Linked DNA regions of Homo sapiens: regions 2 and 3 are each linked to region 1. The links are chromatin contacts, found by Hi-C or POLR2A ChIA-PET in ENCODE. All regions are on one chromosome and are shown on one strand. Each heading gives the region's core, a stretch centred on a gene start or an enhancer-like site at or near the end of the contact. The rest is flanking DNA. Distances are from core to core; before and after follow the strand shown. Region 1 has its middle 12 kb from the start of DLX3. Region 2 holds the start of SAMD14 (sterile alpha motif domain containing 14). Region 3 holds the start of PDK2 (pyruvate dehydrogenase kinase 2).

Region 1 (2,747 bases), core at 113-2,612:
TTCATTGCTGAATGCCAAGAGCTTAGAACATTGGCTGGCATATGACAAACACTCAATGAATACTTGCTGAATAATTTAATTAGTGTGTATTTTCTTGGTTTTTATGTGTTCTTGCAAAATATGTACATGTATTTTATGTAAACATAATACATTTTTCATTTATTCATTCGAATGCAATATCATTCTTACATTTCTCCTTCAGAACTATATTTCTAAAATCTATCCATGTTTCTATGTTTTGTATTTTGTTACTGTGGTGAAGTACTCCATGGAGTATGTCTACCACATTTTACCTCTCCATACTCCAAGAATGGACGTTCTCCCTGCTACCATGAGTAACATACAATGAACATTTTCATACATGTTCCTTGGTGATCTGTGTGAGGGTTCTACCAGGAGCAAGACTGCTGGATCATGAGGTATGTATGTATCAGAGAGTTCAGAAACAGATGCACATTTCAGCCAACATGACACTAATAAGTTTTTGAATTTTTACCAATCTTACAGTTGTAAAGGGCTACCTCATGGGTGTTTTAATGTACATTTCTCTGATTACTAGTGAATCTGAGCATCTTTTCCTATATACACAGGGGTATATAGGTAACATCCTGAAAATTGCATGTTTGAATCTTTTGTCCTTTAATTAGGTTGCTATCTTTTTCCTTATTAAATTGCAAGAGTTTATACATAGTCTGAATTTTTCTACATATTCTTCTGTTTATTTTAGATATTGTGAACCTCTTTTCTCATTCTGTATACATCTATTCATTTTGTCTATGGTGTCCTTATTTGAATTGAAACTCTTAATGTTAACATAAAATTTTTCAATTTTTTATCTTTAGAGATTGAAGACACTCCCTACCCTAGATTACAAAGACAGGACACTGCATTTTCTTCTATTTTATACTTTCACCCTTTTTTTTTTTTTCTGAGATGGATTTTAGCTCTTGTTGCCCAGGCTGGAGTGCAATGGTGCGATCTCAGCTCACTGCAAACTCTGCCTCCTGGGTTCAAGTGATTCTCCCACCTCAGCTTCCCAAGTAGCTGGGATTATAGGCACGTACCACCACACCCAGCTTATTTTTGTATTTTTAGTAGAAATGGGGTTTCACCATGTTGGCCAGGCTAGTCTTAAACTCCTGACCTCAAGTGATCTGCCCACCTCAGCCTCCCAAAGGGCTGGGATTACAGGCATGAATCACCATGCCTGGCCTTTTTACCTTTCAGATTTAGAACTTTCATTCATCTGGAGTCCACCTTTGTATATCGTATTAGGTAAGGATCTAAACTTTGTTTTCTTTCTTTCTTCTTCTTTTTTGTTTTCGTTTTTGAGACAGAGTCTCGCTCTGTTGCCCAGGCTGGCGTGCAGTGGTGTGATCTCGGCTCACTGCAACCTCTGCCTTCCAGCTTCAAGCAATTCTCTTCCCTCAGCCACCCAAGTAACTGGGTGGCAGATGTGAGCCACCACGCATGGCTAATTTTTGTATTTTTAGTAGAGATGGGGTTTCACCATGTTGGCCAGGCTGATCTTGGACTCCTGGCCTCAAGTGATCTGCCCACCTCAGCCTCCCAAAAGGCTGGGATTATAGGCATGAGCCACCACTCCCAGCCTGAATTTTGTTTTCTCTGAGTATCTATTAAACAATCTATCCTCTCTCCCATTGATTTGCAGTACACCCTGGGTCTGTGGCTGAACCCTTGATTATATGCTATTACTCTATTCGTTCTTAAACCAATCATTATTACCATGCCTTATGGTATGTCTTAATATCTGCTAAGTCCTCCCTCTTTACTCCTTGTTAAGATTGTCTTCGATATTTATTAATATTTACTTTTTCAAATAGATTTTAGAATCATTTTTTAAAGTTGACTGCAAAACCAAAATAATTTTTACAAAGTCCCTCTATAGATCAGTTTTGGGGCAATTGACATCTGAACAATATTGAGTCATTTGTCCTACTTTCTACACTTATTCAGGTGTTAATCTCTCAGAATTTTTTTTGTAGTGTTCAGAGGACAAGGTTTATACATGTTTTAAGCTTATCCCCTTGTGTATTCTGTTTTTTGTTTGTTTGTTTGAGATGGAGTCTCGCTCTGTCGCCCAGGCTGGAGTGCAGTGGCATGATCTCGGTTCACTGCAACCTCCGCCTCCCGGGTTCATGCCATTCTCCTGCCTCAGCCTCCAGAGTACCTGGGACTACAGGCGCCCGCTACCACACCCGGCTAATTTTTTGTATATTCAGTAGAGACGGGGTTTCACCTTGTTGGCCAGGATGGTCTTGATCTCTTGACCTCGTGATCCACTCGCCTCGGCCTCCCAAAATGCTGGGATTACAGACATGAGCCACCGCACCCGGCCCTGTTTTTATTCTAAGTAGTATTTTCTTTTATCTTCAATTTCCTTTTTTTTTTTTTTTGCTAGTCTATTGAAATATATAATATCTGACCAAGTGTCCTGTGACCTTGATAAACTCACTTATTAGTTCAGTAGATTTTTTATAGATTACACATCCAATCATGTTGTTTGTAAATAAAGACAATTTTCCTTCTTCCTTTGCAATCTGTAAGCCTTTTACTTCTTTTTCTTGCCTTATTGTACTGACTAGAACCACAGCATAATAGAAATGGTCAGAGTGAACATTCTTGCTTCAGACCTGATGTTAAGGGTAAAGTTTTCAATTACCATTATTATGCTAGCTATAGTTTTATATTATTATATAACATTATTATATATTATATAATATTTT
Region 2 (2,747 bases), core at 175-2,674, 120 kb before region 1:
CCACTTGCCTTTTTTTTTTTTTTTTTTTTTTTTTTTTTTTTTTTTTTTTGAGATTTGAGTTTCACTCTGTTGGCCAGGCTGAAAGGCAGTGGCACAATCTCAGCTCACTCCAACCTCCACCTCCCAGGTTCAAGCAATTCTCATGCCTCAGCCTCCAGAGTAGCGCCACCATGCCTGACTAATTTTTGTATTTTTAGTAGAGACAAGGGTTTCACCATGTTGGCCAGGCTGGTCTCGAACTCCTGACCTCATGTAATCCACCCACCTTGGCCTCCCAAAGTGCTGGGATTACAGTCGTGAGCCACTGCGCCTGGCCTTTCACCACTTGCTCTTGAGCAAAGCACTTTCCTTCTTCTAAGTCTCTGTTTTCTCTGAGGCAGTGGGTAATGGAAACACCCACCTTGTGGGTTTATTGTGAGGGTGACAATAGATGATCTGAGAGCGCCTGGCACCTGCCAAGCTGTGACGTGCGGTAGCTGGTTGTGGATCCCTACATTGCCTCCCTGGCTGGCCTGCCACTACCATCAGCGCACTGGGTCCAAGTCTGATCTCATCCGTCCCCACCCCCACCTGCTCCAGGGCTTCCTGCCTCAAGCCAAGGTCCACAGCCATCCTAGACCCCTCCTCCCTCACCTCCTAGTCCAGCAGGTCCCCAAATCCTGTCAGCTTCTTCGGTGTCAGCTTCTTCAGGCCTGCATCCTGAAGGGCTCTCAGCTTAATCTGTAATCTTTATGCCCACTGCCACCGGCCCTCAATAGCCTCCAGCGGGTCTCCCTGCCTTCAGAGTGCCCTCTGTAACCCTGTCTCCAGGGGAGCCAAGGGTGCTTCCTAAATGCACACCTGAGCCCCTCCCTCCTCTTAATTTTGTGTGTGTGCGCGCGCGCGCGTGTGTGTGTGTGTGTGTGTGTGTGTGTGGGCGGCGGGGTGGGCGGCTGGTAGAATAAAGTGCAAGCCCCCTGCACCTCCCCAGCTTCAATTTATCTTCCCCTCTTGCCCTCCCACCCCCAACACCCCCTGGCACTTCCCTACCCTGGCCCGCAGTTGTAGCCAACACATCACATCCTCTGGGAATCCCCCAGCCCAGCTCCCGCCGCGGCCGCCTGGACCCAGGCCGGGCCAGGGGTGCGCTCTCCCTTCCGGCAAGAAGTGCCCTCTGTTAGCTGGGCCCATGGCGCCCAGGCTCGTGAGGGCCTCCCCACTCGTCTGAGCCCCCGACTGGCCCACTGGCCTTGAGCGCAGTTAGGGGGCGGGGGTTCTGTTCACCGCTGTCCCCTCCAGCCTCGGCGCCCCGGCTGCTCGGCGGACGTTTGTTGAATGAATGAACTAATCGGGAGCCCTGATGGACCCGGCAGAGGAGGCGGAAGCCCCGTGGGTCCCGTGGCGGGACCGCCCCGGAGCCGCTCCCACCCGCGCAGACTCCGGTGCGCCGCGTCTCCCGCGGGCAGAGAAGTAGCTGCAACTCCGCTCCCCGGCCCCAGCCGCCTCCTCCCCGCCGCCCTCCCCCGCCCCCGCCCCCTCGCTCCCTCCCGCTCTTTGTCTCCTGGGCGCCCGGCTTCTCCGCCACGCGCCCCCCACCCCGACGCCCCTTCCCCGGAGACCCCCGCGGACCCCTGCCGACGCGACGCCGCGCGAATCGGCCCTGCCAGGCGGGGGCCCCGCGTCCGGCCAGGCCTGGCGGGCGGCAGGGGCGGGGAGGGAGGTGGCGCTCGCTCTTCGCTCTTCTCTCTCTCTCTCTCTCTGTCACACACACACACACGCACACGCACACGCACACACACACGGAGCATCCTCCCGTCAGGTCTCCTGGTCCAGCCCCGCCCGCGCCTCCTGCTTCCAGCGAACCTGTTCCCTCTCCCCACATCCCCCGCCCTCCATCTCCCCCGGCTCTGGGACCCTTCCCGCCGACCTCACCCCCACCCCCGGGATGGAGCGGCTCGAGCCCGCCCGGAGCCCCCCGCGGCCGGGGTGACGGTCCCCCCACCCCTCTCCTGCCCGGCCCCCGCCTCGAGCACCATGGGCCTGAGGGGTTCCCGGGGCGCCAGACGCTGAAGATGACCGATGCCGGAGGTGAGGGGCCGGGCGCCCTGGGGTGGACCGGGAACTGGGGCTAGGGCCACTCGGGCCCGCGGTGGGACCCTGAGTGGGGTTGGGCAGGGCTAAGCGACAAGGGCCTTTCTTCCCCTATCCCTAGGGGGACCGCACGGGGCTGGGGTGCCGGGCTGTCAGGGGAGGGGGCGGAGATAGGATTTATGGCCCTAATCCCCTCCCTCCCGCCCGACGCCCGGAGAAATTAATAAAAAGCTGGTGTGGGGGGAGGGGGAGAGGGCTTAACTCTTTCTTGCCCGGCGGGGAGTTGTGCTGATGGTTTGGAGAGAAACTAGCCACCGGGCTCTGACTGGGGAGAAGGGCTCTGAGAGTGGAGTAGGTGCCCTGTCCCCAACCTCACCCCATCTCCAACAGTGCTTTGAGGGGGTGCCCGACTCCTGAGGACTACCCCAAGCCTGGGGCCAGTGGACGGCCGGCGATATGGGAAGGGGGGACCACCTCTCTGGCTCCACAACTGCCTCCCCGACCGCTAGTCTCCTTTCCCATCCACCTCTTCCCGGCCTCTCCCAGTTGCACTTCTCTCTGTCGCTTTCTCCTCTTCAGGGGCCCTTTCCTATCGCCTGCCCGAAGGGCTTCTCCCTTCTCTCCCACCCTCGGGCGTCACTTAGAGCGGCGGAAGCCCTTGTTCCCAGTGCCAGTTC
Region 3 (2,747 bases), core at 83-2,582, 88 kb before region 1:
CCCTCACAGCTGTGATGTTTCTGTAATTAGGGTGCAGTTTGTGGGGACAGCTGCTGGGGGCTAGGGGTGGGCCCAGGAGGCTTTCCTACATGGGGGAGGCTCAAGACTCAGGCAGGGCAGGGGTGCAGGCAGACAAGTCCTGAGGAACAGGTGCCTTATGTCTCGGCTGCCACCTCTCTGTTCCCGTCCCATCATTGACGCAGCTGCAACCCAAGCTAGGCACTATCAACTCAACTCTTGAGAGACTGCCCCCCACCCCCAGTCCCCAGCTGGCACCATGGAAATACCACATAGACAGACAGGGCCCACACAATGCCCATTTCAGCTGCCACGTTGGCACAGCCTCCCTCCTGCCCCAGGGCCACCCCCAGGTTGCTGGTAGTGGGCGATCCTGACCTAGCAGCCCTGGGGCAGCCAAGGGAGGTATAGGCGGCTTGACTCCACATCACGGTGCCTGGGGCCCCTGCCCAGCTGGGGAGAGGCTGCCAGGCCGGAACAGATTTGATCTTCAAGTGTCCTTGCCCACTGGGGCAGCTAGGGTCCAGCTCCTTCTGTGGGTGGATGTCTACCAGTCAGGGCACTGTCTCCCAATGGCATCTTCTGAAAGAGCCCCCTTCCCCAACTGCCCCTGGCTTAATCTCACCCTCTGCCCAGGGGTGTCTGACCCTTCATGCCCAGTCCAGGTCTCTCTACAGATGGCTGCACCTCTAAACCCTGCCTCCTCACTCCCACCAGCAGACCCCCGGTTTCCTCTGGTGGGAGGAGGGGCCCCTACTCCTCCAGTCATGAGGACAACTCCCATTAACCCTTTCGCGTCTGGATACCACCCTACTCCCTTCCTGCAGTAACATCACAGCTTCACTGCCCCTTACTCTTCAAGACCCTTCATGAGGCCCACGAAGAAACCTCGGGACCGTCCTTGTAAATGCCCCCCATTCCCATCAGCAGCCCCGTCGAGAGGCCCCGGCCGGTTCCTGCTTCCCCATTAACTCTTTCCTGCCTGTACCTTTCCAAACAACCCTTCTCTGTCACTCGGGGCCTTTCTTCTCCTCCGTCCCCCTAGCCCCCGGCTGCCCCTCCCAGCGCCCCGCCGGCCTCCGCTGCCAGCCGCCTCCCGCCCACTCCGTACCGAAGTCCAGAAACTGCTTCATGGACAGCGGGGACGGGGAGAACTTGCTGAAGTGCTCTATGTACTTGGGCGCCCCTGCCAGGGACGCATTCTTCAGCAGCGCCCACACCCAGCGCATGGCTGCGGCGGCCGCGACTTTGGTTGTGGTCCCCGCGCGGGCAGCGCTCGCGCACCTTTCGGCCCAGCGACGCGGTTCGGCCGCCTCCTCCCTACCCTTGCCCTGGCGGGCATTCCAACGCCCAGCCAATCGGCTCGTCATGGCGCCTCGACGTCGCCAATGGCCACTCACAAACAACTCCGGGCGAACCAATAGCCTTCCGCCCCGGCACGTGGCTTCCCCCGGGCCCGCCCCCTTAACCCACGCTTTGCCGGGGCGGCCTGTTGTTTTGGGGAGGCCGCGCCGAGTTCCCACCTCCCCTGTGTTCACTCCTCCCTTTCCTCCGCGGGGCGAAGCCCGGGTTAACCCCTTCCTTCCCAGAGCCCCGCCAGCCCTTTCGCTTCCTCTTCCACGCCTGCCTTTCCCTTGCTACCCCCTCGCATCTCCTTCACCTGCAGGCTCCTTTTAACCCTTCCTTTCCAGAGTTGTCTAGGTAGCTTTCAACCAATCCCTTTTCTCCAACTCAAAGGTACCTGTTTCACCTGTCATGATCGTTACCTATCCTCCCTTAACGGGTCTTGGGGATTCCCAGTCCGGATGACAGTGACCCAGACTGCGAATATTTGCAAAATTCGGAACCAGGGTGCAAGCCTATACGAATCCGTCCTGTATATATGCAGCCCACCCGCTTCCACAAAGATCCAAGCGGCTCAGGAAAAGGCGGAGTTTGCTTTTCCAACTGAAAAACATCCAGAGTAAAAACCATCACTACTAGTGGCGGTGGAGGCAGCAGCTATCGTCCATGCCAGTTAACACTTTCATTTTATTATACAGCTCATCTGACCGAACATAAAGCCTTGGACATCTAGCGCGACCACCTGAGAAAGCCACCTCCTTCGCACCGGGCTTCCTTAGAGCAAGATCCCAGGAGGTGAAGTGTCTCTGGGAGGCCCGGAGCCCGTCCTTCATCAGCGGCCCAGCTTCTCTTGGAGAAAATGTGACGCGCCCTCTTGTGGCCGAATGTGGTATCTCCCATCGTGGGTTTAGGGCCCGACCCGCCACTTTGATGCTTTCTTTGCTCGGTGACATTAGCCTAATACGTGTTAGGCTTTATGCTGGGAACAGGGAACACAGACAGGATCAAGAAATGGCCTTTTTCCTCGATGATTTCATTTCTAAGTTTCAGAGATAGCTACATAAGTAAATAATTAGCTATAACTGAATGTGATTGTAATACAGACCTCACAGAGCAAAGCTTCACATATGGAAGGGCCTCTTAGCTGGATGAATAATAAGCTATATGCCAGGCACTGTTTACAGGCATTATCTCATTTAATTCTCTATTTTATTATTCTTAGCCTCATTTCATAGATAAGAAAACCGAGACTCAGGGATCATTCTCAACTGCAAATCTGACCTTATTACTTCCTTGCTCACAGCCTTTCAATGGGCTATTTTTTTTTTTTTTTTTTTTTTTTTTGAGATTGAGTCTCCCTCTGTCGTCCAAGCTGGAGTGCAGTG

What was found. A loop is a pair of places that touch in the nucleus more often than their neighbours do. ChIA-PET counts read pairs that join two places held with the same protein, here RNA polymerase II (POLR2A). Pooled maps may share reads with other maps.
Region 2: a loop to region 1 is called in a pooled map, with 2.7 times the contacts of the local background. The contact joins the promoter of SAMD14 here to the enhancer-like site in region 1. A Hi-C loop is called at or near these places in 1 of 37 single-sample maps with no recorded cell type and 2 of 50 pooled maps. POLR2A ChIA-PET finds 5 or more read pairs at or near these places in 3 of 52 experiments (Caco-2, WTC11 and activated naive CD8-positive, alpha-beta T cell).
Region 3: a loop to region 1 is called in a map with no recorded cell type, with 4 times the contacts of the local background. The contact joins the promoter of PDK2 here to the enhancer-like site in region 1. A Hi-C loop is called at or near these places in 3 of 168 maps with a recorded cell type or tissue (IMR-90, PC-9 and endothelial cell of umbilical vein), 8 of 37 single-sample maps with no recorded cell type and 12 of 50 pooled maps. POLR2A ChIA-PET finds 5 or more read pairs at or near these places in 6 of 52 experiments (Panc1, T-cell, activated B cell and 3 more).

The regions. Positions count from the first base shown.
Region 1 is chr17:50,006,131-50,008,877 of GRCh38, reverse strand. No RefSeq gene overlaps it. Among named protein-coding and RNA genes, the nearest start is that of DLX3, 12 kb to the right of the region's middle. RefSeq lists an enhancer at 1,016-1,095. Within about 2 kb of position 1,362, at least 3 of the 41 ENCODE cell types and tissues checked have a DNase peak (open chromatin) inside an H3K27ac peak, as active enhancers do.
Region 2 is chr17:50,128,837-50,131,583 of GRCh38, reverse strand. It overlaps SAMD14 (sterile alpha motif domain containing 14), which reads left to right and starts at 1,424. Exons shown (of 10, transcript NM_001257359.2): 1 at 1,424-2,067. RefSeq lists silencers at 1,329-1,408, 1,649-1,708.
Region 3 is chr17:50,093,936-50,096,682 of GRCh38, reverse strand. It overlaps PDK2 (pyruvate dehydrogenase kinase 2), which reads right to left and starts at 1,332. Exons shown (of 11, transcript NM_002611.5): 1 at 1,130-1,332. The coding sequence starts at 1,247. LOC124904024 (a long non-coding RNA gene) reads right to left here. Exons shown (of 2, transcript XR_007065837.1): 2 at 2,030-2,341. RefSeq lists enhancers at 1-416, 417-932, 1,964-2,173 and a silencer at 1,464-1,583.